Regions from separate parts of the Mus musculus genome. Here region 2 is linked to region 1. Evidence: chromatin loops called from intact Hi-C (ENCODE). Cell type or tissue: left cerebral cortex. All regions are shown on one strand. Links, peaks and the distances in the headings refer to the core of each region. The heading gives the core; the rest is flanking DNA.

Region 1 (15,411 bases), core at 2,991-10,990:
CCATCACCAGGGGGTTGAGAGGAGGTATGACAGGTCTTTGTTGTCTGAATAAAAATCCGTGGCAGCTCCAGGGAGAGGACTCCTCCTACTAAATTATCAAAAATGGGCTGGCTTTAGTCTCTTAACAAATTGGACACAGCTCCGGCTGGAGCAGTCCCCAACGCAACCTACAGGCACTGGGAACTTGCAGGCAGCCGGGGACCGCTGAATCTAGCACTTCGTTCTCTTTCTTTGTGTTCAAAACTATTTTTCTTTCTTCCTTAGATTTTGTTTTCCTCCCCCCCACTTCAACCCCCCTCGGCAGTTGTTTTCCATTAGTAACTCGATCTCTCGCTGCAGTTAGAATCGCCTGCTTTTCCCTCCGTCCGCGTTTGTTTGTTTTCTGCACATCTCCTTCTGGAAAACCCTGGATATCCCCCCCCCCCGCCCCCTTCCCCGTCGTTCTTTTGCCTCGGTCTTTTCCCTCTCAAGTAGAGCTATTTCTACTCTGTCGTTTTCTTCTTTCCTCTCTTGTCCCTGTTCCCCAACGCGTCTCTACGCTTCTGCATCGCGCAGCCCTGTGCGGTCGCTTTTGCTTCTTCACTCGAATGAACTGAGAGCCCCAGGCGTGTGTTTATGGAAATAGTGGGGTGCCGAGCCGAAAACAATTCGTGTCCTTTCCGCCCCCCAGCCATGCTCTTCCACGGAATCTCCGGAGGCCACATCCAAGGTATCATGGAGGAGATGGAGCGCAGATCCAAGACTGAGGCCCGTCTGACCAAAGGCACTCAGCTCAACGGCCGCGACGCGGTAAGGACCAGTCCGGGCGCGGCGCCCGGGAAACAGCGAGTCTCCCGGTCCGCCCAGGTTGGGGATGGCGGGTCCCGGGGACTTTTGCCTAGGGATGTTCGCAAGGTTTTCACGAGAGGCGTGCTTGCTAGGCAAGGTTCCCTTTCCGAATCGAGGTGTCTAAGATGTTGTAGTCCTGAGCTCTCCAGTCTTTGTATAGCAGCTGATCCCGAGCCGACAGGGCAGCGGGCCTTGGAAGGAGCGGGCGTGCTCCCTGCCAACCACAAACTCCAGTCTCCCGCGACCTGGCCGCCAGGCCGGATCCGCCCGCCCCCAGGGCAAGCCTTGGTGCAGTTAATAGGGGGACTACTTACCGGCCTGGCGTCCTTGCCCTGGGATAGAAGACAAGACCTTCAGAGTAGACCTCAACGTTCTGGTCCTTTTCCCATTCTTCGGAGCTCAGCACCCGAAACCAGAGATTGTTAGGGGCTCTGCAGGACAGTTCAGCTGCTCTGGTCGTCACAAAAATTGCGTTTCTCTTCCTTATGGGACCAGTGTATTGGATAGTGGGAAATCAAATCAAATAAAATGCGAAGGAGCGGGTCCCTAGTCTAAAAGCAAGAACATGAGCGCTACAACCTCAAGAGATGGAATCTACTATTGCGGTTCCTATTCGTAACAGCAGTTATTATGTCTTCGTGAAAATACTAGTAACCTAAACATGTCCCCCTTCCACGCACCAAAGGGGGAAAAAACTACAGAAGTCTGCGGAGATGATTCCGGGCAAAGAGTGCTTTGTAGACCCTCTGTATAACAGCAAGGACTGTAGCTCAAACTGACCCGAGAGGGCTCTAGACAAGAACAGCGAGGTTTTGGGATAATAGTCCACTGTCGCTATTTGTATAATTAATTCAGTGAGAATCCAATATCTGAGTAAAGGACGAAATTTATCCTTCCCATGCCCACCAGAATGTAATAAGGGAAGCCCGGACTGTTTCTGCTAGTCTGAGGAAAGGGTCCAGCGGTGAACTTTTTACTTGTAATGGCTACTTTATTTTAAAAGCGGCAACCACATCCCAACTGTGTTTCTCAGAATAAGTTTTACCGCCTTAGCTAGCCTCATTTGGGAACTAGGTCTTAGTTTGGGAATCAAAAATTCAAGATAATTATCTGTGCTGTTTGTGCTGGCTAGAGAAAAGAGCGAGTGTACGGAAAAGAATGGATGGGGCTCTTCTTTCAGGACAGGCACTTCACTTTCTCACCAAGGATAGGGCTAGGGCGACGGCCTTAACAGCAAGAGCTGTTAGGTATGTCCGAATCACAACGACGGCCAAATTATTCTGCCTATATAAATTAAAAAAAAAGGAATTATAGTATTGTCTGTGTATAAAAGATTCACGTACTTCAGAATTCTAGTTCTCAATAACAGTTTGTTATTTTATTTTGTGTATTATTTGAAAGTTACACATTTTTAGCCTTAGTTATTCTCCTTCTGGACCGCCCATCAAAACATCCTGTAGGCTCTCAGCAAGCTCAAGATGTTGAGATTTTTTTTTAGGGTCACAAGGCTAGGAGGATCAGGATGCTAGGAAGGGGAACAGAATGTTGAAAATGGGGGGAAGTTGCAAATGTTTCTGTGGCCCTTGTAATGGTGTGCTGTTTTGCGCTGGGGTTGCCGTTCTGCCAGGACGTCCCGGGTTGTGCGGCAACGCCCCGAACCCACCCTCAGCCTTGCCTTGTGCTTGTTTCACAGGGTATGCCCCCTCTCAGCCCGGAGAAGCCTGCTCTGTGCGCCGGCTGCGGGGGCAAGATCTCCGACAGGTACTATCTGCTGGCCGTAGACAAACAGTGGCATCTTAGGTGCCTGAAGTGCTGTGAATGTAAGCTGGCTCTGGAATCTGAGCTCACCTGCTTTGCCAAGGACGGTAGCATTTACTGCAAGGAGGATTATTACAGGTACTGCCCCCACCCCCAGCCCCTTCACACACTCCTCTGACCCAATTCACCAGATAGAACCACTGCGATAGAGCCACTGCGAGAATCCGGAGTCCCTTCTCTGTCCCTTTTTTTTTTTTGGCTCGGTCAGAGTACAGGTGTGTGTGTGTGTGTGTGTGTGTGTGTGTGTGTTGTTTTTCGTAAATGAGGGAAATTGCCTTAAAACTGTGTATACTCCATTGGTGAGGATGGGCGAGAAGGATCCCAGGGTGTAATGAGTTTTATCAGGGTTCTCAGCTCTTCACAGCATCCTCCGGAAAAATCAGGGAGAAGAGGAAATGGACAGGTATCAGGTGAAGGAGACAATATTTTGTTGTTGTTGTTGTTGTGTTTTGTGGTCCCCCTCAATATGAATTGGCCAGCTCCCCCACTTTTGGCCCAGAAAGCAGCAGCCAGGTGGGTGACAATGGTCCTGTAAATGCCTATGAAAAAGTCACAGAGGCCACTGTTCCAGAAATGGCTAGTCAGAACCAGATTGAAGGAAACAAAACAACAAAACAAAACAAAACAACAACAACAAAAAACCAACCAACCCATCAACCAAACAACCAACCAAGTAAACAAAAAAGCAGAGCAAAGGAAAACAAAAGGAAACAAACAATAAAGAAGAAACAAACATCATCAACAACAAAACAATCGAACAAACCCGACAAAACAAAAATCCCAGCAGGTTGGGAAATGTTTGCGTCTGTGGACATTATCTAGCTCCTGTCTAAGCAGAAGCAGGAGATAAAGGGATAGCTTTTTCTTTGTGGAATTACCGTTCTTTTTCTGGGATGCCAGGCACACTCAATACATGAAAGAGTGGCACTATTTTGTCATCATTAAGATCAGCCTTTTTCATTTGGCATTACAATTTAATATTCTTTCAATAGCGCCGTGAATTGGCCAGTTCGTTTGTTTGCTTAAAAAAAAAAATACACTGAAGCTTAGTTCCTGGTTCTTCGCACTTTAATATACGGATTCACTAGGACCAGAGGAGGTCACCGAGCAAGTAAAGCTGATATCCAAAGAGGTCCTCAGCCAGAACTCCCTAGCTAGTCTTTGGCCCCTGTAGACTAAGCCCTGGTACTGCGAATGGGAGTTGGGTCCTCTTTGTACCAACTGGCTCCCTGATTCTCCTGTTTGCTTCCAGAAGGTTCTCTGTGCAGAGATGTGCCCGCTGCCACCTTGGCATTTCCGCCTCTGAGATGGTCATGCGCGCCCGAGACTCTGTCTACCATCTGAGCTGCTTCACTTGTTCCACTTGCAACAAGACCTTGACCACGGGCGACCATTTCGGGATGAAGGACAGCCTGGTGTACTGCCGCGCACACTTCGAGACCCTCTTGCAAGGGGAATATCCACCTCAGCTGAGCTACACGGAGCTGGCGGCCAAGAGCGGCGGCTTGGCTTTGCCTTACTTCAATGGCACTGGCACCGTGCAGAAGGGGCGGCCCCGGAAGCGGAAGAGCCCAGCTCTGGGAGTGGACATCGTGAATTACAACTCAGGTGGGCCCCTACCTTTACCCACTCCGACAGCTCAGATCTCACACTGCTGGAGGAGGATTTAGCAGGACTTGGTGCTGTTCCAACACCAAGTCACCAAGACAGTGCTTTGCCTAACAGGACCCTGTTCTCACCACACCTCTCTCAGTCTGAGGAAGAGAAAGAAGTAAAGGAGACGGAAGGGGAGAGAGGATGGGTTATTGGTTATTGAGCTTGTGGGGGAAAAAAATTTATAACCGTGAGGCCGAAGTGACTTCCCCCAAACAGGCAAAGCCAAATCCTTGTTGCCCATTAGTTAATGAGCCCATTAGTTTCTGGCTCTCAGTTGGAGCAAAACAGCCCCAGGGCAATTCCTTTGTTGGAGCCAAATTATAGATCCTGGAGGAGGTTTTCCTAAATAGTTAATGGGGGAAAAGAAAAGACTTCAGAGCCCAGCTCCACTCTGTCTAGAGGGGGCAGAGGCTGTGGTCACCAGCCCAAAGTTAATCAGCAACACAGTTGGCGAGGGTATTGAAAAAAATCGGCATCTCTGATCTCGGCAATGAGCAACTATAGGGTGGGACTCACTCTGCACAGCTGAGACAGCTGTGCCTCTGGAGGCTCAGGGTATTCATCTAACCTCTTCACTCCCTGCCTGAGAGATCATCAGGTCATCTAGACCTCAGATAACCAGAAGTATCTCCAGTCCACTGGGGTGGCTTAGTGTTACCTCAGGCTGCCTGTTTGCCAGCAGTTTGCCAGCCGTCTCCCAATTCAAATCAGAGTACAGGCAACAGTCCCTAAAGACTTCCTTGCTTTGGAGGATACGTCTATCATTTATCAATCTGCCTCACTCACAAGTGAGGCTACTTGCCCTGAAGACCTGAGCTCTTATTCAAGCGCAGAGGGCAAGGAAAGGGGACCCAGGATTGGTTTGGGGAAGCCCAAGGAACTTGTCTGCTCTGATTTCCCATGCCCTGGCCCCAACCCATTTGGGAACTCAGCACATAGGGACCTTTGGGCTACTAAAAGAGACAAACTGGCCGTGAGTATCACCTTCCAGTTTTCAGTGTCTGGTGTGGCATGTGACTTGTAGCTGGAAGATAGTAGAACAATATCCTATTTAAGTGATCCGCCTGAGGTCCCAGACATTGTGAACATCTGGACTGAGATTCCCACTCGGATTTCCTAGTTCTCAGATGATCCTGAGCAGGTGTGGTCCCTAAGCTAGGCTGTGTGGGATTCTCTTCCCACTTTAAAAGAATTCATTTTGGGATGGCACAAAGAGAGGGCTTCTCAGAGAAAAGAAACATGTAGCCCAAGGAGGTTGCATCTGTCTCTAGTGAGTTCACATCTGGGCAGCTGCTGGACCAAGGGAAAGGGGCCAACACAGAGGCTAAGGGTAGGTTCCTATCAGGGCAGTGGGCTCAGCCCAGGGGTTGGCCAAGGGCTTAGTGGCTGTGCCTGGTTGTACCCTGGCCTGGGGGACCCCTGCTAAGCTGAGGCAGAGAGCTTTGCCTAGGGTCCAATTGCCCAGGGCACACTCCATATTCTTTGATGCACGACATTCAAGGCAAGACAGGCAGGACACTAATTGTTCTTTATTGATAGAAGATGACATTTAAATTTCTAGCCACTTACTAAGACCTGACTGTGCTACTGAGAAAGGAGAGGAGAGAAGGAGGAACAGAAAGTCGGAGGGGAAGAGGAGGGAGGGAGACAGGGTTTTAAACAACTAGGAGAGAGAGAGAGAGAGAGAGAGAGAGAGAGAGAGAGAGAGAGAGAGAGAGAGAGAGAGAGAACTGTGCCTGCACAATCCAGAGGGTTGGGGATTTCTAGTCAAACTGGGAATGAGCTGGGCTGTTTGCTTGTTTCATTTAATCTAATTAGCTAAATTTGGTTTTCCCATGGATCTTACATTATGCTAGACCCAAGAAACTTTCAGAATAACAGAGTTTAGCTTTACTTGGTTTTTAGTTTTCTGGAGAGGAATAGAGCAGGGAAAAAAAGAAAAGCCTGGCATGGATTCCTAGTTTGCTCCTTAGGGCTGCTCAGTCTTTGAGTAACTTGTCCTGTTTCAGGAGCCCAGGCTGTTTAACCCACCACAGCGTCCCAATATGCATTCTCTTCCCTGGAGACTCCCAGAGGCATGAACAAATAGTGCACATTCCTTTAAGATCAGGTGAAGAGAGTTTGGAGGAATTGGTTTAAAGTAATCTAACCTAAATCCCCTTCATTTATTAAAAAAAGTGCTTACCATTCAGATGATGCAGCGTCACAGTCAAATGGAGATGGAGGGGGCGGGGTGGGCCAGCAAGTTTAGAACACGTTAAAATATAGAACATACAAGTCACCCACATTTTAAGACCATTCGTTTTAGCATGTCTGGGTTTTCGATGGCCACTTCTGTTGAAATGTAAAGAACAGCGTTTATGGGATCCATACAATGAGTTTTAAAAAGCACATACATAAAACATGATGAGGAGCCAAAGACCATCAGAAAGGCTGGGAGACTTGGCAGACATCAGTTAGTGCTTGCCACAGGGCAAGTACCTTTCTATGAGAATGTTCCTAGTTCAGTTTCTACCTCTTTGAACATATTAATCAGGCTGATATTTTTGGAGGAGGCATAGAGATCATTTATCTGAGATGTTGGATTGAAGCAAAGCCCTCCAAAGGTGAAAAGATTAGCCTAGACTACACAGGTCCTCCGTGGGTAACTGACCATTAACTTAGAAACTGGATTTTTGCTACTTCTCAAAACCTCCCTCCCGAGGTTCTTGCCTCTAAATGTGCAAGATTCCTCTTGTAAAATTAGCCTGGTACTGACCCCTAGTGGTCTCCCAGGAATTAGTTAATTCTCAGAAGGTTCCGAACCATTCAGAACAGAAACTCCTTTTAGATAGGTGACCATCTCCCTAGCAAAGGAAGGTAAACTGTTTAGCTCCTCTCATTAACTTCAGTAACAACAAATGTGTAGTTGCAGGTGGATATTTGAAGTGATTTAAAGAGAGTTATTTGCTCTTATAATTCAGGAGTGGGGGAAAGTATTCCTAAAGCTTAGACACAGGGGAAACAATCATTTGCAAATTTACATAAAGCTTTTGCCATTAAACACAAGCAGTTTGGGATATGATGACTTAAACTGTGTCAGAAATAGATTTCTCTATCCCGTTGGATAATGTAGGGCAAACATAGCCACATGAGAATCATATATTGTAAGAAAGACCTGATACCTGTGTCACACACTGAATTGGTATGTGGCAACAAACCCAATAACATTTTTCTAATACACTCAACTGCTATATCGAGTTTGCAATGAGAAAATCCAAACCGAGAGTACATAGAGAAGCGATGTCCTCAAATCTTATTTTATTTCTCCTTAGATTCATTTTAGTGATGAATAGTGAGATAGCTAGGCTGGGGATATTATTCATTTTTAGGAAGTGTTATCCTGGGAGAGGGGGAATAAGTAAGTGTATTATTTAAACATCAGGTTAATGTCTCTGTGACTATTGATGTGTTGCTCAGGAAAAGTTGCTCACATAGGCTAGGCCTGCTATCTCATTTGAAGAGGCCTCCGATGAATGGAATGTGCTTCTTTGGCCATTTGCTGAGGGTATGTTTGCAATCTGGCTGTGAAATATGGCTCAGTTTACTGGAGATAACCTACTTTTACAGTCACAAGATACTGTTTCATCCGTCTGAGGATCTGAAAGTGCAATTGTGCAGACTATTTGAAGTTGACATATCCCCACTGGGATGAAATAGGGTAAAATGTAAAATATGTCCTTTCTGTTATCTCTGGGAACTGTTTCCATTCTGACTGGCTTATAAGAAGCTTAAGCTCAGAGTCTGACAGTATACATCTGACTTGGACACTATCTCCACCTGATCTGACTTTGTATTAATAAGAGCTTGTAATTTCTTGGCGAACAAACAGCTCAGACTTGTTGAGTTCACAGCCTTGTTTTTCACTTAGGGAAACCAAAGGAGAGTATGACACAGTCCTTTCTCCCTCAGAGGACTCAGGGACACCTGCTTTTTTGTATAATTGCCTTTCTGTATGTGCCCCTCCCCCCTTTGTGTCTTAGGACACACAAAAGGTCATAATTTGTTTTATTATATTTGGGATAATTTTTCACTAAACTAGTTTTTCTGTTAAAGTAAAATTTCCTGGCTGTTTACCACAATATACATGCTGCTTTCTGGGTACGAATGTGTATATAGAAATACTGATTGGCTAGAAAAGTCTGAAAGAAATTTTAACCAGAGCCTGGCAGGCAGGCAACATTGTAAAAAGCAGGAGAAGGGTAATGCTGAGAGATGTCTCACTTTTTCCAAGATTTAAGCTTTTCCTCCATAAAGACATAATCAGGTTGATTTTCAGTAATTCATCGAAGCACAGGATTGTCAGATATGACAATACATCAGATAAATAGTTAAAATAAGGGTTTAAAGAACCAAAGGCCATGAATTTGCAAAGGTAAGTCAGTAACTATTGTTTAAATGTTTTCTCCTCATGTGCCTGTGCAAGGGCTGTAACTGTGAGGAGCTTTTTACATCCCGGGGATGAGAACAACTTTCCCCCGGGTTGAAAGTCTGACTTATTTTGCCCCTGGTGCCAAGGAGGATTTTCCAGGAGCTGAGATGCTGTTCTCTCTCTCTCTCTCTCTCTCTCTCTCTCTCTCTCTCTCTCTCTCTCTCTCTCTCCCTCTCTCTCTCTCTCTCTCTCTCTCTCTCTCTGTCAGGCCAGTGAGTGGCACAGCTCACAGCTGACTCACAAGCATCCCAGCAGTGAGCTGTGGGGAGTGCTTCAGGCAGGAGTGAACGAGAAGCCTGGGCTCATTTTCCTTCAGAAATATTTATTAGACTAACTCCAAGGGAAAAGTGTTTTCTTCCTGGCATAGCCTAAGCTAACCAGTGATAGCTAACACTCCAAATACAGCGCTCTTATGATTCTCTAAGACATTTTTAAAAAAAGTCATTTTTCTCAAGTCTCCTCCTTTTTCCAACCATGCATGTTCTTTCTCCTGGTTGAGAAAGCTCCATAAGGACAGGAAAATGGCTTAGGTCATTCTTTGTTTTATTATATTTGGAATACAATATGTGTGCGCTGTAAGATACCTGGGTGAAGATACACATAAACCATCAGAAAAGGGTTTCTCCTCCTCCTCTTCTGATGTTGTTCTTCCTCTTACTTCCCACCTTTGCTCCAGGGTTTTATACTGAGTACCAAGCACAGGAAAGGACTTAACTCAGGTTTTCTACTATGTAAGCCAGCTGTGTCCAGGTCTCCCATGTTAGTTGACTGTAGCCACTGTCTTCTTGTCTAGTTATCACTCACCACTGGGTTGACAGCCTTTTGCTTCATGAAGAAGCTTTGTCACACACCCTGCATCCTTTAAGCCAGTGTAGAAGTTTCCACTGAGCAGTTGCTTGTTCACTCTTTGCTGCAACAGGTTGTAATGAGAACGAGGCAGACCACTTGGACCGGGACCAGCAGCCTTATCCACCTTCACAGAAGACCAAACGGATGCGAACTTCTTTCAAGCATCACCAGCTCCGGACCATGAAATCCTACTTTGCTATCAACCATAACCCAGATGCCAAGGACCTCAAACAGCTTGCTCAAAAAACAGGCCTGACCAAAAGAGTTTTACAGGTAAGCCACATCCGTCATTGGCTTTGTTTATATCTCCTCCCTTCCCCCTGACCTTGACCGGTTCTCTTCCCTAATCACTTGGACATGACTATTTCCTACTCTGCTTCCTAGTCGGCTCCTTCCTTAGTAATCTTCCTACAGGGACTTCCTGGAGGGAACTCAGGGATGGATAGACATCCAGGATTCACATTCTCCCTACAGATGCAGAGGTGGGCTCCAAAACCTCATTGCTGTATCCGTGGCAATACTTAAACAAGTATTGCCTGTAGAGATACCCTCTCAAGTCGGGTTTAGTGTACTAGTTTCTAAGGATCTACTGTCCCATATCCACAAAATCTTGGCAGCCCACCCCTATGTTATGACTTTCCGAATTCAAGTGGCCCGACCCTAGCCCTTGAGCAGTCAAAAATAAGGCTAGTATCTCAGTAAGCTGTTAGAGTAGGAATTTTTCCATTTTACCAATTCGTAATTAAAAAACCAGGAATTCTTCCTGGTGTTGAATTTCGTTCCCAGACTTTTGGGAAGATTTATAAGATTACACAGGGTTGCCATGAGCGACCTGCCATCTCCCCCTCAGTGACCAATAGCAGACATTTTCTGCTCTCCTGTGCTTCTCTGGTAGTTTGGGGTCTGTGACTGGGAAGAGTTTGCACAGAATTTGTCAGGTGACAGACTAGCAACCGGCTTAAACTTTCTGGTGTTCCCTTCAAGTGAGTAGTTCCTACTTTGACACTTTTATTTAATGACCTCGTTTTTCCCTATTCTTTTGAGGGATGGTATATTTCCCCCTAGATTCCATGCCTTTGTTTCTTGTAGTATCTCCGTTTCAGCATCAGTTATCCCAAGTGGCACATTTAATTCAGGAATATATAAATTAAGAGAGTATAAATCTATTCTACTACTGGAATTAGTTTATTTTGAAAGAAGTAGAAAAAGTCCACTTTCTTTCCAAGAAAAAAAAATATCTAAAAGGAGAAATAGAGGAAAGAAAAGAAAAAGAGAAAAAAAAAAAAAAAGGAAGAGAGAAAAGAACTTAAAAAAAAATCGATAAAGAAATCAATTGGGATTGGTTTGCAGGTTTGGTTCCAAAACGCACGAGCCAAATTCAGAAGGAACCTTTTGCGGCAGGAGAATGGGGGTGTTGATAAAGCTGACGGCACGTCGCTTCCGGCCCCGCCCTCAGCAGACAGCGGCGCTCTCACTCCACCCGGCACTGCGACCACTTTAACAGACCTGACCAATCCCACTGTCACTGTAGTGACAACTGTGACCTCTAACATGGACAGCCACGAACCCGGAAGCCCCTCACAAACTACCTTAACGAACCTTTTCTAACATTGGTTTTTTTGGTTTTGTTTTTTGTTTTTTGTTTTTTAAAGAATTCTTTCTCTTTTTATTATTATTCTAATATTATTATTTTATTATTTACAAGACTTTTTTTCCTTCTAACCCACAAGATATTTGGGGAATAAAATAGCAGCTTGGTGTGTAGCATCTACACCACTTGGCTATGAGTTTACAGTATTGTCGCTTTTAAATGAACAAATTTGGTCTGCAAGATGTATTTGACCTTTTTTCTTTAATCAGTTTTTTTTTCAGTTGGTAAGGGAAGATTTTGAATCATTCTAATAAGTGCCTCTTAAAATTGTATGTTACTTATTTCCAGAATCTCGAAGGGAAAAAATGGTATTACGATGGGCGAATTATATTCCTTTTCCTGTGATCAGGTTATTAATTGATTTTTCTTACAATTAAAAATGCTTATATTAAAGAAATTTTTAAAAATCAAATATATTATTACTGTTTTTTAACTTGAACTACTAATTCAAGTGAAGACTATAATTAAACAAAAATGCTAATATCAGTTTTAAATAGTAATGATTAACTGGGTGGGCTGTCTGACTCAGGAATGTTACTTCCTGCTGTTAGAGTTGTATAGTCCCCATCCCAACGCTTTATTGCTTAAAAACAAAACAAAACAAAACTTAAACTCCCTGAAAATTACACTTAGAATTTGAAATTCTATACTTTTGACCTCCCAAACACACACACACACACACACACACACACACACACACACAAAGAAAACTCAGCCAGTCTCTGACTGAAACTATTCTTTGTATTTTATCATGATTTTCCTCGAGAAATGGAAATAAGCAAAATACAATTTTTAAGAAGTAAAAATATTGGCATAATTTAATTAATACTTGATTAATTGGCTTCAGCTGTACCATGATATTGTATCTGGCATTCTACATAACTTCTTTTCTTTCTTTCTTTTTCTGTTTTTTTAAACCAACTTAGTAAACTAATACCAACAATGAGAATTATTTGGTTTTCCTTTATTTTATTTTGGCACAGATTGATTTATGTATAATATCTTTTTAACATTACAGATGTGAAGTTGTGACTCTTAAGTAGATAAACTCAGAAGCCTTGTGGATGCCAGGCTGACTATATTTCCTAGTTTACAGTTAGCAAATTTTTTTCTTTTAATTTGAGGTGAAATCTTAATGGTCTGGGCAGTGGTGAATGTTCATCTATCTGCTTCTGTTGTAGTTAAAAAAAATAATAAAACAACTAGATTGTGGATTTCCTAAAATAATAAAAAAAAAGAAGTCAAGATCTATGTCTTGCTTTAGTGGATTGTTAAGAATAACTTTGCACATACTGTCCACCATTTTGCACCCCTTAAATCTCCTCTGGTGGTCGAAGTGGCTATTTAATAGATTTTAAAGGTGCCCTTCTGGCTGTATAAATGTGTGGTTACATATCGACAGTTCACTGCCCACATTAAAGTGCATTATTGTATCTTTTGCTCAGGGTCTTTAGAAAATTAGCACAGAAAGTAGCTTATTTTTAAAAAAAAAGATGATGATGGAAGAGAAGTTAACACTGTAACAGAAGAAAAGTGTGATCGCCATTATATATTTAGCAAGTGTGGTCATCTTCTATGGAGCTTAAATCTTGACCTTTCGTATTTCTCTTACATTTTGGGCATTTACCACTAACCAGACCAAACAATCTTGGTAAGGCTGAGATCTTATTTACACACTTTTACAGGTAAAATATCGAGACTTATAAATTTTGTTCTTTGACAGAACAATATATGGTACTACAGATCTACTTTATTAAGTAGACTAATTATAACTCAGTTCTCCTATGTGCCTTATGATATAACTTGGAAGTGAGTTTGTGAAAAATCAGGATATATGTGTTGTTTGTTATATTAACTGTTAACCCTTTCGACACCTCGCTAGTTTTGTACTGTTTTACCTCTTATTTCTGAAACTCTTTTTATGGTGTATCCTGTTAGAGGGGACAAACATGTCATAGAAAGCAGTTGTGCACTCTTTCAAAAATAGTTGATAAATTCAATAATCTTATATATTGAGCTTCGTGTTTATAGTACAGTAAGTGATCTAGCAAAATTGTCCATGTTCCTTTGTTTATTGATAAATGCATTGTATAGAAACTATTTCCCCTAAATATTTATGGACCAAACAATTGTGATATATCCTATTAAATTTGTGTGAATAAACCATTTTGAATCTAAGGAGTTTTATTTCCCATCAGTTTTATTTAAGTTTTACTTGCATTAGTTTGTTTTCAATATCTATGTGTAAAAGATAAGAAATAGCAGCTCAATCAAAAATTCAAACAGACAAATAGCTCTTAGGTTTCCATACTTCTGATTCATATCAAACGCACACACCATTGAAGATAAAATCTGATTTAGTCTTGAAATACTCTTAAATATTCGTGTTTATAATAAAAGTAATGCCCCACTGATTTGACTCAGTTCAATTTTTAGAATAAAAATAAATGAACAGATCTGTAATTGCATGAAAAGAAACCTTAAATATGATTAAGATTTAATATCAGGTCTATTGAGCACAAATGGATATTTGTAAATCTAAATAGAAATTGCAGACCCCTAAAAGCCAAGTTGCTCTGTAGTTAATAAATTGTCACTATGATTTTTTTTCAGGGAGAACAAATCTTGGGGCATTACAGCCAAACATCCCGACGTTTGAAAATTCCCTAAAGTATTAAAAGAAGGGGAAAAGTTTGATCGGAAATCCACTGCAGTGAAGACAAAGACACTATTAGGTTATGATAATCATACATTTAAAAGTTTATGAACCAAAAGAGAGAGAGAGAGAGAGAGAGAGAGAGAGAGAGAGAGAGAGAAAGACAGAGTGAGACATAAGTGTCATTTATTGAATGTTAAGAAAACCTGTTCTTTATGATGTCTGACACAAATGAGGGCTTAGCCTCGTGTGGTTTAACAAAAGAGCGAGATAAACCATATCTAAACCAGAGCAAGCTGGCAGTAATATGCCCTCCCCACATTTGGAGAAAATTATTCCTGAAACAATTCCACACATTTATCGAGCACCATAGCTGTAAAGTAAAGTCCAAAAGTATCCACTTCATCTGCTTGCTAATGTGTATCAGTCCTATCTGTTAATGGCATTTCCCAATTGTAAATTCAGAGAATAACTTTTAACTCATTAATGAGAGACTAGGGACCAAGCCCAGTAATTTTAGTATTATTGTCTATTCTTCCTTTCTAAACACAAGGCTCTGCATGCACTTTTGCATCTAACACCTCTAGTGTACATCTCTGTAATGATGACTTTGCTGTTTCCTGTATGATAAATAGCTTTCATTAATAAACATTTTATTTGATGCAAACATAGTTAACTTTATGTTAAGCACATATTGTTGAAATTAATTTTGAGCACTGTCTCAAAGAGGCAGGACAGTACACTTGTAGCTTGTTATGCCCAGGGGGGGGAAATCCAGACTAGAGAATGAGGTGAAGTTATTTTTTTTTAACTTTTTATGGCTTTTTTTTCACTTACTATATTTAGTTTATACATGGATGAAAACGAAATAGCAATCCCAAATGACAACAAAAATAAACATCAGAATAAATTATTATGTGAAATTTCAGCAAGCATTTTTAGTTCTAGGGTAACATTTATAGATTCTCTGTGAGTTTACATGTTCACTATGCAATGAGCAAATTTATTGAAGCATACAAGTATATTCTGAGCTCTGACATTTTGTTCTTTGTATAGTTCAGGGTGCACAAGGCATCAGAAACAAGGGACCAATGGGAAAGAAGAGCAAATATTTAGGGATGAGGTTTTTTCTCACTGTTAAAGGGAATACTTGAAGAAAGAAGTTTTGTAAAGCTACTCTTACTTAGCTGTATATCCAAAGCACATGTTAAACAAGTTAGCATGTAGAATACTTTCCAGAAAAAAATTTCCTTATGAAATTTTTATTACATACAAATAAACCCTATGTAAAGGATATAAGTTTTACGAATGACAGACATTAAAAAACAAAATAAAACTCACTTGTATTTATTCTCAGAATTGTGAACGTTTTCCCAAACACTTTGATTTCCTGAATGCTAAACAAGGGGAGAAAAAGTTCCAAGGACAGGTGCCAACTTCCTAACAGTCTCCCAGAACGCACCATGACAAGTGGACTACTTT
Region 2 (15,411 bases), core at 3,153-11,152, 710 kb after region 1:
GGTGTCAGGATTCAGCATGCTACTTATTTTATTTCAGACAGACAATATCCTTTCTGCTGACAGAAAGCCTGAAGAACTGGCCCAAGATGAGTTTTTCTTAAGCAACTAAATAGGCGATATCTCACAACCCCAATATTGTTTATGAACATCGGCAGGCTATTTTCATATTTTTCTTTATCATGGAACAATAAGGTAATCAACATGTAAGAGTGTTAGTAAAAATCCTCACCATGGAAAAATGTTTCCAACACAGGGCAAATGACTGTCCGTTGATATGCCCAGGCAGAGGAAAGACCAGCATGCATCTCTCCTTCAGGCCTTGCTTTCATGGTACTATCAGGTGTAACATTTAGGAAGTTATCCAACTTAAGTAGTTTAGCTCATTGGCTCCCAAAGATGGTGATACTGTACTTCCTACTGGTAGGTATTATTTTAGTACATTATAACAGAGGATTCTTCACAAATATGGAAAAAAATCCTGCCTGATTATCTTTGATCATTTCATAATCTTGAATGGAAAGGAACATGTTCCATTTTCTATTAGACTTTTCTTATTGTAATATGTTCAGTCCGAGTTTCATTACACAATTCCTGTTTGTATTTTTAAATATAAGATGGGATTTAATATTTTGACATTAAAGTATCATTTGTAAGTTACCTTGCAAAGGGAAGTGCCTCTGAAATCAAACCAATCATTATACAAAGTTAGCCTCGTTGTTGAAATACGATTTCACTAGAGCAAAGTCAAGTCAACCTGAAATTCGGTATTTCGTAGCAGTTAAAGTGTGCAGCCAGGCGGCTTCAACATGAGCTAGAGAAGTTGCGGTTTTACCCCGAGATAGGGCTGATTATGCTGGTGCTATGGCAACCGGTTGCACCATTTGGAAGCTCTTCTGTGCTTAACCGCATGAGCTGCGCCTCTTCCTTTCCTATAAAGACTTAGAATGAGAAAAACAGAAGTGTGCGAGGAGAAGAAACCACAAGGGCAGTAGAGGCACTGCTGCGAGCGAGCCTTTAGCTTTTGCAAACAGCAGCCGAACAGCACACCGAAAACCTCTCCGGAGGAAAGCTGCCTCTCTCTTGCTTTTCCCATTATGCCTGTACTGTAATGATTTTGAAAGCGCGCCAAGTGTTTCTGTTCAGCACTTTCATGACTGAGAGATGAGAAAAAATTAGTTGGGCATTTATCAACCTTGGCTTTGATTATCCGCTGCTCTGGGGAGATTGGAGGACTGGGTGCAATCTTGGGGGAGACATTTGATACTCTTCATGAGACTGATAACAGTTTGGTGGTAGATGTCCCACAATGTAGCTCTCATTTTCTGTTTATTTTTTGTTTAAGCTAACACCACACACACACACACACACACACACACACACACACACACACACACGCCATCGTTTTATTTGTTTTGAAATCTTGAAAATACTAATAAGGACATATTCAAACTTGTTTTTCTATTTTTTAATTTTTTCTATGTTTTTCTATTATTGTTTTTCTATTTTTCTCTCTGAGAGGGTCTGGGCAGTCAAGCCAAGCTGCTCTCCTCATTCCAGTATGCTTCAGGCTTCTCGTTATGTGTCCTTTCCCTGTAAACAATGAAAATTTTCCTTTTGTACTGTCACCGTCTAACAATTTTCACTTTTACCAGCATTTTAGTTAGCGTTCACAGTGGTGAGTGTGATTGTGGACATTTTTATACGTATGCATTGTTCTTTGTCCTTCCCCCAGAGCGCTGCCCCCTTTCCTCCCCTTCAGGCCCTCTTCCTCCCCTAAGAGCCATTCCTTCTGCTTTCATGCCTTATACGGTCCATTAGCCTTTTATTATTTCCCTTCTCCTCTTAGAGTTCTTTCTTCCATCTCATCAGCCACATTTTATTTTATGCCTTTTATAAGTTACACACACACACACACACCACAGAGAGAGAGAGAGCTACAGCTCCACATAAGAACAAAACATGTGATATACATCTTCCCAAGGCTAGCTTATTTCATTGAACATTATAATTTGATCTAATTTCCTGTGAATGTTGTGACTTACTCTTCTTTACAGCAGAATGCAATTGTGTATGTGTGTCTTATGTAGAGTACCTGGCTAACTGTTTCATTTTTAATGATAATGTTTTTGGGGGTGTGAGAGTACATGGCTATAACCCTATCACTTGGAAGACTGTGGCAGGAGGAGCATTGTAAGTTGGAGGGTGGCTCAGGTTGCATACCTAGTTTAAAGCATGACTAGATCTTCTCTCCTACAAAACACAATGCAGGAAAACACTACTGCCTTTCACTGTGTCATCCTCTGGGTCCCATTTTGATGGTGCATATAAGGTATTCTGATCATTGTTAATTCTTTCCTAGCTGTTCAGCACAAATACTGACTTTAATATTAATTTTTTTCTTATCACAGTGCAGTTAAATAAGCCTTTTTATATCAGACAGATTGTCAGTTAAGTTTAAACTTTACATTCTCTAGATTTGCACCTATTTGTTTATGATATTTATCTCTAAGTAAGAAGAGCGTGTTATCTGCTTTACCGAATTGCTGTAATGTTATATAAAGTATAATTTAACCTCATTCAGCACCTAATATTTCATAAAACATCACTCAGCACCGTGTCATACACCTAGTATTTACTGGAAATAGTGACTTTTATTCTTGGCCCTGAAAACAGTAAAGCATTTTAGCACGGGTGCCAACACGTGTGGGTGCCTCTATATAATCCGTTCACTATGATCTTACTCTATTTCAGAGGAAGTAAAGAGTTATAAAATCATACATAGTAAAATGTTAATTAGTACAGTTAGATACTTTTTGCTACCTGGCACATATTTTCAACATCAGGTTTACACTTCTGGATAAAAAAAAATGGAAAATAGATAGCCACCGAAGACTAAAATAGATATTCTAAGTCTAAAATTAGGTCTATCCTGGGAACTGTCTCAGACGAGTGAGTGGGTGGGGAAATATCGCCACCAGCAATGCTTCCTCTTCTACCCAAATCTCTACTCCAACGTAAGAAAATAACAAGCACACAGGTCGTGTTGTGGCCGCCTACAGTCTCATTTTTGTACAGAGTTTGTGCTGTGAACCTGGTTGTCAGCCCACTAATGATACAACTACAGGATTTGTGTTTTATATCAGTGACTATTACAGTGCTGATTATACCAAGGCATATACACATACACAGATGCACATCATTGATATAATCTGGGATGTGTTAAGATGTGGCCTCCACAGTCCTGTTGTGTTCCTATGCTGGGGTACCTTGGAGAATGTCAAGGGATGATGAGCACTTTGAGGAGGGGGAGGAGGAGAAGGGGGAGGAGGAGAAGGGGGAGGAGGAGGAGGAGAAGGGGGAGGAGGAGGGGGAGGAGGAGCAGGGGGAGCAAGAGGAGGAGCAGGAGGAACAAGAGGAAGAGGAGGCGCAGGAACAGGAGGAGGACGAGCAGGGGCAGGAGGAGGAGGAGCAGGGGGAGGAGGAGGAGGAGAAGGGGGAGGGGGAGGAGGAGCAGGGGGAGGGGGAGGAGGAGAAGGGGGAGGGGGAGGAGGAGAAGGGGGAGGAGGAGATGATGGTGATGATGGTGATGACTGCAACAATGATGATTTTTAAAAAAATATTTCCCCATTTTATTAAAAATAATGTCTTTTCTCATACAACATATCTGGATTAAAGTTTTTCCTCCCTCTTCTCCTCCCAGTTCCTCCCCATCTCCCCTCCCATCGGGATCCACTCCTTTTCTGTCTCTCATTAGAAAAGAGCAGTCTTCTAAGTGATAACAACAAAATGTAACCAAATAAAATTCACTAAGGTAAATCAAGATTCTTCATATCAAAGTTGGACAAGCAAACAACAGAAGGCAACGAGCCCAAAGGAAGGCACAAGAGTCAGAGACCCAATTGTCCACACACTCAGGAGTCCCATAAAAACACTAAACTGAATGCTGTAATTTATATATATGCAGAGAATTGGGTACAGGCCCATGCAGGCCCTGAGCCTGATGCTTTAGTCTCTGTGAGTTCACATGACCTGTCTCAGTTGATTTGGAAGGCCTTATTATCCTGGTGTCCTTCATCCAGTTTGGCTCTTACACTTTTTCTGCCTCCTCTTCTGTGGTCTAATGGGAAGGAATGGGTGGAAACATCTTATTTAGGACTGTGTGCTCCAAGCTCTCTGTGTTGTAATGTCTGCATGTGAGTCTCTGCTTTTGTTCCATCTCCTGCAGGAGGAAGCTTCTCTGATGGTGGTTGGATAGAATTTTGAGGTGATGATGGTTTTCAAGAAAGCCTCTCACCATAGCCCAAGATGGCCTCAAACTCACAATCTTCCCCCTCAACTTTTTTTGCCTTGAACATGGATCATTTGAAAACATCTGCATCCAGTTCAAAGACTCTGATGTTGCCATTACTACACATTAGTGTTGCCATAACCACACAGGAACTACCCATCTATGTTCTTACCCTTTTATTTTTATTTTTTATTAGATATTTTCTTTATTTACATTTCAAATGCTATCCCAAAAGTTCCCTATATCCTCCGCCCACCCTGCTCCCCTACCTACTCACCCTTAAATTGAAGGCATTTATTATAAGACAAGAAAACAAAAATGGGAAACAATTTTTCTCACATGGCCACCTGGATTTACTTTCACTTTTGTTCACTGAGAATCTTGTGCAGCTAAGACTTGTCTGGAATTTGCTCTGATCTAAGGATGCTCTTGAACTCAGGAGCCCCCAGCTTTCCTCTCCCAGTTGTGAAGGTTTCGCTGTGTTCCACTTCGTCCAGGGTTTCAGTCTTTACTTTCCTCTTCCTTGCTTACTTAGTTAATTAACATAATTGAAATTGATAACATGATACTTTTAGCCAAATATAAAAGAGCGAAAGCACATGATGTTTATTAGTGTTGCACGCATGTTATTAGTACTCAAATATAATCACAAACAGAAAGCTGTATTTGATAGTGTGAGGGACAATTATCTGGGTTCAGAAGATAGGTAGACATTGTTTCTGTATTAAAATTTTTTTTTACTATCTGATCTTAAAGTGCCTTCATTCATTAAACATCTTCTGGTTTTGTCCTCAGTTGTATTTTGCAGGCTAACACTGTCCTTATTTTTAATTTATGATTTAAGCAGATTGGGAAAGCTAGGGTTGAATGTTTAATTGCACTATATGCCTACAGTCACCGAGACTACTATTTTGTTCCTACCTTGACTCCTGTATCTCTGTCATCACTTGGAAATATTATTCCACCATTTTTGAATGGTATATGAATTATAATATTTGATTTACAAAAGATTTTAGACAGTGTCTCTTAGTTGCCCCCACCTCCCTCCCTCTTTCTGACTTTGAATGCCTGATTTTTTTTCTCCTGCTCTTTGTTTCCAGACACAATGTGTCCCAGTTCTGAGGTCCTGAGTTAGAGCTAGTTCCAATTCCTCTTGCTCTTGTGTTGTTTCTGTTTGTACTTTGTTGCTCTGTGGTGTATCCTGCTGTCTGTCTGTCTTGTATTTCTTTGATGTCCATTTGAATGAGGGAAGCCTGAGAAAATGTATGTTGCCACTCTCTGAGCCTTGGTATAGCTTATACACTCATAGGTCTCATGAGATGGAAAGACAGCCGAAAGGCATGGGCTCTCTGGCTTTTAGTTTCCTTTCCCACAATCTGAACTCCATCTCAATAGACACTGGCAGGGTATTCTGCTGGCCAGTGAGCATAAATCGCTGTGATTATTTTCTAGAGGTAGGCAGCCATTCTTTTATTCTATAGAGTCAAGATGCAATGCTAACACAACCAATATTTTAACATAATGCTGATAGAAAGAACTAGGGCAATTATTTTTAAATACATCCTACTTCAAGTCTAATATGCCCTCATATGCTATGTTTGTCCCCTGCTTAATTACATAGAAAATACAGAGAAGAATGGCTGCCTTGTATGGCTTACTGAGATGGCTAAATTAAAAACAACTGTTGGCCAAGTGACACTGGCATTGTCTGATTGTGATAGGATTTCAGTGAGTTGTTTACACTCTGTGTTCCATCAGTGGATGGAAGCAAGAAGGACCACTTCTGATAGTTCCCTCATTTTTTCTTAGTTCTCTATTTGTGTGTGTGTGTGTGTGTGTGTGTGTGTGTGTGTGTGTGTGTGTGTGTGTGTGTTTGTGTGTGTGTGTGTGTATTACTGGAGAAGGATCCCAGACGTTCTCACATGGTAGTCAAATGCTCTCCACTTCAGAACTCTTACCTTGTATGTTTTTCCCTCGAGACACAATATTACCAAGTTGCCCAATCTGGCCTTGGATTCACTCTGCAGCCCAGTCTGGTTTTGAAATTGTGACTCTAACTGGGATTACATGGCTATGCTACCGTGCACAGTTTATGTAACATTGATCAGAACTCCTTTGTCATTACAGACCAGATCATATACCTAGAATTACCATTCTAGGGTAGAATATACCATTTATACCATTTATAGAATGGACATAGTAGATGCAATCCTCCATTTTTATTGATGCCCACTGATATTGCCACACTAAGAAGAGAAAGCGTGCATGCTGCTCTGGCTGCCTCTTTTGTGTTTATCCACTGGTCCCACTTTTGTACAGCCTTTGGGCTCATGGAGGGAAGTTATGCAGATATACATTCCAAATCTTCAAAACACTCCCTCTTCTTTTTAGGCTAGTACCCAGAGTAAGTATTATTTCCTCTATTCTGCTCCCACTCTTCTGTCCTTGCAAAGCAGACAGACTTAAATCCCCTCATGGGATCCACGGGGTTCTCTTTCTTTCCTTTTGTTTTGGAAGGGAGGTTGGTGGTGGAATAGATGATATTTAAAGCCCAAATATGTCCTTTGAAATGTCATTTCCACTCAAACTGATTCCTACTTTTTCTTAAATCTCTGATGGCAGACTTAGGGGTGTGACTTCAAGGTAACTTTGATTTGCAAACATTTAAACATTTCCAGTTGTAAAAGAAACATATTGGGAAAGGTAAATTCGGTTAACAATACACGTGTTAGAATAACAGAGCTTTGAAGATCAAGGGCTCTGTCATCTCCATGTTCACGTGTTTAATGTATCTAGTCAATTCCGCTGGTAATTCACAACAGGATTATAATGGGGAAATGCTCACCAGGTGATGATTTACAGATTTCTGGTTCTCTGGTGCCATCTACTGAAATATTGCTAAAGAAAAAAAAAGACAGGAAAATTGTGTAACCAGAAGAGTAGAAGATTCTGTAACACATAGACACACTGAGTGTCTATGCTTGTGTGTAGAGTGCCCTGATTGTGTGTGTGTGTCTATACTTGTTGCATTTACAAATTTTAGAAAAAGACTTTAAAATCCATATTTTAGAAAAGTGATTTTCTTCCACTTTACTGTCATCTACCTGTAAACGTACTGTTCTTAATTTACACGCCTACTTCATGTATTTTTTCTTCAGCTATTGTTATTTTTTCTAAATTTTGTTCATACATATGGGTTTGTGTGTATGTGTTTGCATATGCGTATGTGTATGTGTATATGTATACATACACAAAACACACATATACATATATATACAGACATTCATATATATATGTGTGTGTGTGGAGAGAGAGAGAGAAAGAGAGAGAGAGAGAGAGAGAGAGAGATGAGATGTTACTTTTACTAACACTTCATCCTATTTGCACTGGTTATGAGTCACTTTGCAAAGGTTTTATTTCTCAATACCAGATGTATTGACAGCAGATGGGTTGCTTTGGGTGGATAGTGCTGCTGCTATAGAGGGAGCTGATCAGAATGCTACTTAGACTCATTTGCTCTGCAGGGCCCCAGCAGGTTACTCTGTGACCCTGTAAGCAGTCAAATGGAAGGCCATGTGCTAACTAAATGCACCCCCCACCCAGTCATTTCAGGTTTTTCTGTGTAACAATAAGGATCCTCGAAGGCTATGTCTACTTATGATTTTGGTGATAATCTATTCAGGTAATTTAGAAAGATTTCCAGAAACATGACAGACACATCTCTAACTGTTGTAGATCTTAAGTAGCACAACTCCTATAAATATTCATGTGAAGCCCTCTGCCTTCCAGTGTATTTGATATGTAAAGTATCCACAGAGGTAGCTGTTAGTATATGCAAAAGATCTTAAATAACATGGGCGTGGATGGCTTTCAGATAGTGGCTTTATAACTAGGCTATCTCTGTAGGGCAACTTTACTGCATTTCTGCCTTAAGATTCATAGTGTTTCTTTTGTGTTTTTTCCTTTAATGGGTAATACCTGGGAGATATTTATGTGTACTTTGAATCTTTATTGCCGAGGAGAATTCATAGTTTCTTAAAGTGATTAGTTTATACTCTAGATGATTTAAAAAATTATTTGGAGTTATTTTTAAAAGAATTTTTGACAGGTTAATCTTTTTCCATGCTGTTTATCATGTCGAATAAGAGAGCTACTGGTATTGAAAAATCTACCTGGAAGGACTTTGTAAACAAAACAAGCAATTTTGGTCTTATATTGGCTCTAAACCGTAGTTCTGAAGTACTGCAATTTTATTTCAAATAAGGTTAAGGTGTGTGTGTGTGTGTGTGTGTGTGTGTGTGTGTGTATGTGTGTGTGTGTGTGTGTGTGTGTGTGTGTGTCCTCTGTATGTCTGTCTCTGTCTTTGTGTCTGTGTGTAATATTTTATAAACAAAACAGAAACTAATGGCTCAGCCATGAAAATGCTGCCCTGTAGGTATAAAGACCTGAGTCCTGAGTCCCAGCAGCCACGTTAAACAAATAATCAAATAAGCTGAATATAGTGGCATTCAGTCACCTTTAATCGCAATGTGGGGAAGACAGGGACAGCAGGCTCCTTAGGCTTGCTGGCCACCAAATTAGCTGAATCCATGAACACTAGGTTCAGTGGGGGACCCTGTCTCCAAAAATAAGGTAGAGAGTGATTACCATTGACTACTGGCCTCCATCCATGCATATATACATCTGTGCCTGTGCACATATGAACACATGCATGCACTACTCCCCAGTTCATGCAAAGGTAATTTCATATAGTTTGTCTACATTCATTATTTACTTTTTACCATGAACATATGATAAGTGGTACGTTTATAGTCTTTTTATCAAATGTTTTGGCTTAGTATTACACGTTTTGGTGGCAATAAGCAACTAAGTTAGTACCATGAAACAGAGTGGTCTCCCAAATGAGTGGTGGAGTTAGTATAACCTACTCTAAAATGCCCCTTTCTTCTATGACCAAAGGGATTATTTGCTTGCTTCTTCTTCATAGTCATTGATCCTGTGGTTTCTGCCACCTTCAGAAAAGCATCCAATCCCTTGCCAGGGTCTCCAACATCTATACTTGAGTTCATGTCTGAAAACTGTCATCTGATAGCTTTGGCTTCCCCTTTATATATACTCTGTGTTCAAAGTCATCCAAGGATTTCTCTGTCACTGAGTACCTAGTAAGTAATACATACCCCCAATACAGTAGCTTCTCCTCCTTCTCCTCTTCATTATACTGTAGAGTTCTTTGCAATCATTATCAGTCCAAACAGGGTGCATATATTACTTAAATGTTTGTGCAGATTACTGGATGCATTTGTCCTTTGCATTGCTGACTTCTCAGGGGAGGGCCATGCCTTTACCATGCTCAACTCTCACTTCTAACAGCAGACCAGCAAAACAATAGCTACTTCCTAAAGATAAGTCAATGAAATGGTGTGAACCTCCAGGGAACCACATGGTGCTACTGAGAAGGGGTATATCAAACTCTCTCTAGATGTGGAAAAGTTTGAGAAACTGTTTGCTATGGTTTCATATAGTCAAAGCAACTTGAACATTTTAATCATGTTGGTACACTATATTCTTCACAATGAATGCAAGTTATTTTGTCTTTTTAAAAACATGATCTATTAATGACTGATATATTTATACTTTGTTTCTTCTCATTCTCTGCAAACCAACATAATTCTTAGAGGTGAATTTGGAAAGAAATTAGAATAGATCAGAGGATAGGATTGCTGTTAAAAGGAATATAAAAAAGAATAAGAAGTACTAGCTGACTAGCCAAAAAAAGGGGGGACAGTATTTCAAATAATATTTTCAAAACAATACAGTCATACAACACATACCGATGTCACAGTCATGAGTGGACCTTAGTTCTTCCACCCAGTGACATTATAGCCATTTTTAGTTGTGAAAATATACTCTATGGTGATTATTAGCAGTATTAGCATAATGGCAAAATCACCTCATTTTTTGTATATATATGCAATATCCTTCTGATCCGTGTCGTTGGCACATAATTTCAGAGAAACCTTTCTCCAAACAGTCTCTGTTCATTTCTTTCCTCTGATGGGAAGTACCTCATTAGCTTCGTCAGCTTTTAACTCATTTAACTCCTGCATTCTTAGACTCTTGTGTCAGCTACAGTGTCTATTTGTGTGCTCCAGGCATGCGTAGCACGAGCTCTCCCGTCTCCACAGGAATGCTTCCAAAATGTGCAATCAGCACCCATTCAAACTCGCCTCTTTCTCTTGAGAGGTTCCCTCTTTTAATTCAGTGAGAATGTCCACACTTCAGCAACTCAGTAATATGCACGGGACTGCTTCCTTTACTTAACTCTTCATTTTCTCCTTCAAGGACATGCAAAGTCTTGGGGGCTGCCACCTGAGTGTTTCAGGGATGCGTTTCACTCCAGTGTATTCGCCCATTGAGACCTTCTTATTGAGAGCATCATCACGAATTTGTGTGTGTGTGTGTGTGTGTGTGTGTGTGTGTGTGTGTGCGCGCGCGTGCACGCGCGCTTCTGGTACTCTTTGCATTTTTTTTTTTTTTGCTTCTAACTTAGTTCTATCTTGTGCTCATTTACAAAAATATTGATTCAAAATTCAAAAAAAGTGTCTATAGCCCTCCCGTTACAGGAATTGCTCTATAGGCTGACTCCAAACTGTGAACCCCGCCCCCCCACGCCTTCCTCTTCCTTTAGGACCACATCTTAGGTCATCCATTAGGTCAGCCTGTAGCTGTCTTCAAAACATCAAAACATTAACAGAAAGAAAAATTGGGAACTTGCTTTCATTAAGATGATATGTGCTGAAAATAAATATGAATAAAGTATATGATGTATACTTGCATGTATGCTTTAAATCTCAAAATTTCTAAAAGTGTGTTTATTTTTTTTTCAGGGCAAACACCTACACCCAGTGATGGTAAGAATTAATATTTGACTTTTAATATTTTATTTTTGTTACAACAATCATGTAGTTAATATAGATAAAGTTTTATACTTATTTGGAAAGAAGTTTAAAGAAGAAATTGTATAATAATGTGTGGTTCCTCACTGTCACATGCTCTTAAAATTCTTTCTAATATTAAATTTAGTGAATAGTTGAACATTCTTTAAATTTCATAATTATTATTGTGTTCAATTTAAAGTTTAACATTTCATTAAATTGACAATAAATGGCATAGAGAGTTTCTAATCCTTTTAAAAATTTAAGACTGTAAATAAATTTTGAAAATCTGTACATGGGATAAGATTTAAACAGAGAGAAAAAAACTGATCAGAATATATTGCATAAGAATATTCTTTTTTTAAAAAAAGCATTGAATTAGAAATGGGGTAGGAAGCCTAAAAACAACGTCACATGTTTTGTTATATAAGGACAAATGCATTATATAAATTAATTGGATCTAGAGTTCACTTATATTTAGATTTTAATAAAGGTTCACTTTTATTTAAAATTTCATTTTATAATGTTTTTTCAAGAGTAATTTGCCCTTTTTAAAGTTATGCTTGGAGATCTAATATTAAGATATGCTGCATTAATAGTTTACAAAGTTTCCTACTGTAATTCAATTAATTTTTTTCTAAAAGCTTTTGAGAAAATCAATGTAAATAGTGCTCATGCTGCCAGTGTGTTAAAAATTCTTTAATGACCAAATATAGATGTTAAAATTCTCTAAAGCCTAAACACACAGAGGAAGTGACCTGCAGGTGGGTAAAGGGAAGTTAGATCCCTTGCATGTTTCTGTTGCTGTAAATGCTTGTTTCCTGGTTAATCATGTGACTGACAGTATGTCTTAAGAAGGTAAGTGAGACCGTAAAACATGAGTGTTTTAATAACTTAAATGCACATTTCAAGGGGAGCAAATCTGAAATGCTAAAAGTTGATTATCCTAGGAATTATTTGTCATTAAATGCAACACTATGCAGATACTTACAAATCCCACTCCTGAGCCTTTAAAAAAAACCACATTCTTTTATTTTTTCAATGTCTAATATTGGAATTGTATAGTTTTAGTGTGTGGCAGAGACATTTGATAAAACACTTGCTGCAGAGCAGGTTGTGATTGGTTTATGCCAATTTCTTAAGTGAAATTTGACATTTTCCTTTACAAAATATTAAGCTACTCTCAGCTCACGTAGACGAGACATTGTTGCAGGAGAGGAAGGTGATGGGATGGAATGATAGCTTATTCTCTTACCTTGTTGAAAGTTAAGTTAGAATTGTGGCCTATAATACAAAGAGGAGCAGTGTCCCCAAATATCACCAATAGAAGATAATCAGTGAAAAACTCAGAATGTTCAAAATGAGGATTCAGGGACACTAGAGAATTGGCAAATTTGCAGTCATAGATTTTACTGCTGAGACTTGAACTTAAGTGTCTGCGAAGATATTAACACGAGAGACTTCTCTGAAGACATCTTCATACACCAAGGACTGAATTTGCTTTGCTGGAAAATGTCTTGAGGAACCACACTCTTCAAAGCAGCTTGGGTTTTTAACATTGAGGGTTTAAAATCCAAAAGCCTTTTGTAGTTGGTTTACTCCAAGGGAGTGTCAGTGTGTTTGATGGACAACTTGCTGCAATATTCTCTCAGGCCAGGAGACCATTGCAACCTTTCCAATTAGTTGATCTAACCAAAAAATAAATTGTCATCTGTAAAAGGGCGCTGAGTTAACACTATGTGCACCAGATTTAAAAATCCCTCCTTCCACCTCTCTTCTCTCCCTCTCTGCTTTTCTGTTTCCCACTTCCTCCTTCCTTTTTAAAAAATTTGGTCTTCCTTTTAATTCAATGCATAGTGGGTGAGGGACAATTAGGTTAGAAGAGTGGTCCTGAATATGAGAGGTATGTCTTACCTCTAGTTCAATTTGCAAAGGTTGTTTTAGTCTTTATTTGTTAAAGTGCAACTAGTTTTGAGGAAGTGAATCTTCAAAAACTGCGTATTTTAATACTCAAAGACGTTAATACACATTAAGCAAGGGACAATTAAAAATAACATCCCTAATAATCCGAGAGAGAGAACATGATGATTTTAAAAACTAAATTTAGGGGACTTTGGAGATGGCTCAGTGGATAAGAGAACAGGTGTCCTGAGTCCATTCCAGAGGTGAGTTCAGTTCCCAGAAACCATATGGTGGCTTACAACCATCTGTAATGGGATTTGGTGCCCTCTTCTGGCGATCAAGTTACATGCAGATAGATTTTATATATATGTGTATATATATATATATATATATATATATATATATATATATATATATATATGTAATTAAACAAAACTAAATTATAGATTATATATATTTATATATGTAATTAAACAAAACTAAATTTGATTTATTTCTCTTTTCACAAAAATAAAAACATTTTAAATAAAGGAAAACAGAGAAGTGTTTGATTTACCCCATGTGCAAACTCCTTGCAGACAGCTTACATATCCACACCCACTGAACAGTATTATCTTTCACTCCCTTCTGACACATCTGCCCTTTAGAACAGTAAGTTAGAACAAGTTTATTTCAGCATCACATGTCTCTGATTAAAAGGCAAACACATTTTCATAGTTTTATAAGAGCAGATCACTTGCACTTCAGTTTGTGAGTTTTGTTTTCAGGTTTTGCTTATAGAACTCTCCCTTGGCTTCATTTGATTGATTGGCTTATCTTTTGAATCTACACATGCAGGACAATTTGTTTCTAGACAGGGGCTCCTGATTTAGTTCAAGCTGCCTAGAACTTGCAGTCAGCTCTTGAGTGATGGAGCTACAGACATGACCCATAGACCGGATTCACCCAGAGTTTTTCCTTTCCTTTCCTTTCCTTTCCTTTCCTTTCCTTTCCTTTCCTTTCCTTTCCTTTCCTTTCCTTTCCTTCCCTTCCCTTCCCTTCCCTTCCCTTCCCTTCCCTTCCCTTCCCTTCCCTTTCCTTTCCTTTCCTTTCCTATTCTCTTTTCTTTTCTTTTCTTTTCTTTTCTTTTCTTTTCTTTTCTTTTCTTTTCTTTTCCTTTCTTTGCTTTATTCCACGTGGAATCCAAAGTCTCCTAATGATTAATTTCTGGCGTTATCCTTCTCCACCATTGCTTACAATCTGTAAGTCTTTTCAAGTTTCCTTTAGACATTTTTACAAATTAGGTTTCATTCTTCTGAATCCAGTTGCTTTGGGTAGCTCCCCAACGATTAGATTGGAAGAGAGCTAAGAGGAACTGCTTCCCAGTCAATTTTCACATCTTTATTATTAACTTTTATTATATAATTTGTATCTATATATGCATATGTAGTTAGAAATCTATAGCCATGTGTGTGTGTGTGTGTGTGTGTATGGGTCATGTGAGTATATGTGCCTATGTATGTTGCCTGAGTATACTTGTCTGTATATATACTTATATATTTTTCTTTGTGTATATATATATCTATACGTATGTACATATGGAAGTATGTGTGTATGTATGCATGTATATTTGTGTATGTATGTGTTTGTGTATATGTGTGCAGATGTGGAAGTATGCAGACACACTCTATAGCACATAAGCTTGGTATATGTGTGTGGGGTTAGGAAGCTGAATATGAACATGTATATGAATGGACATTTTTGGGACATGATTGATATATTCCTTCTCTTCTTCCATCCATTAACATAACAGAACTGAGCACAACAGAGAATGCCCTTCTTCTGCCTCAAAGTGACCCCTTACCTGCTCGCACCACTGAATCCACACCCCCAAGCATCTCTGAAAGAGGAAATGGCTCTTCAGAGACCACATATCATCCAGGTGACCACTCAAGCCAGGCCCTCCCAGAAACTTGGATAATGCTGGTATTCTTATTATGACAGGTTGACACACAAACTTTCCTAACCAAAATGATATTGGGGGTGAATTTGCCTTTCAGAATCTTTCTAAAGTGATCAATCATTTACGTTACATGTGCAGTTTCAAAGTATTTTTCTTCAAGATAATAAAATACAGGTGACAGCAGACATTGGGAAAGGTTGCTTAGTGAAAATAATACAGGGATGGTGCTCAGGAGATGGTAAAGGTGTAATAGAGGATTCCCTACAAATAACCAGGGAAAGTGCCCTAGGTTCACTGCATCTGTGTGGCTGCTAGAAGACTGCTCGGAACTGCAGCACTGAGCA

Evidence for each region. Hi-C counts contacts between places; a loop is a spot of excess contacts. Peaks named below come from ENCODE experiments on the same cell type or tissue, not always from the same donor. Only the 100,000 strongest peaks of a DNase experiment are listed, where the experiment ranks them.
Region 2: it touches region 1 in a loop (5-fold over the local background); 8 of 42 quality-filtered maps call a loop at or near these places.

Annotation. Positions count from the first base shown.
Region 1 is chr1:138,827,186-138,842,596 of GRCm38, reverse strand. It overlaps Lhx9 (LIM homeobox protein 9), which reads left to right and starts at 153. Exons shown (of 5, transcript NM_001042577.1): 1 at 153-789; 2 at 2,522-2,724; 3 at 3,899-4,254; 4 at 9,693-9,895; 5 at 10,973-11,653. The coding sequence starts at 616. The coding sequence ends at 11,230. In left cerebral cortex, for the core only: a CTCF peak has its summit at 7,070 (motif pointing left); a DNase peak (open chromatin) is centred at 7,036.
Region 2 is chr1:138,122,091-138,137,501 of GRCm38, reverse strand. It overlaps Ptprc (protein tyrosine phosphatase, receptor type, C), which reads left to right. Exons shown (of 32, transcript NM_001111316.2): 2 at 11,176-11,199; 3 at 14,918-15,046. Among named protein-coding and RNA genes, the nearest start is that of Ptprc, 45 kb to the left of the region's middle. In left cerebral cortex, for the core only: a CTCF peak has its summit at 7,174 (motif pointing left); DNase peaks (open chromatin) are centred at 7,151 and 10,486.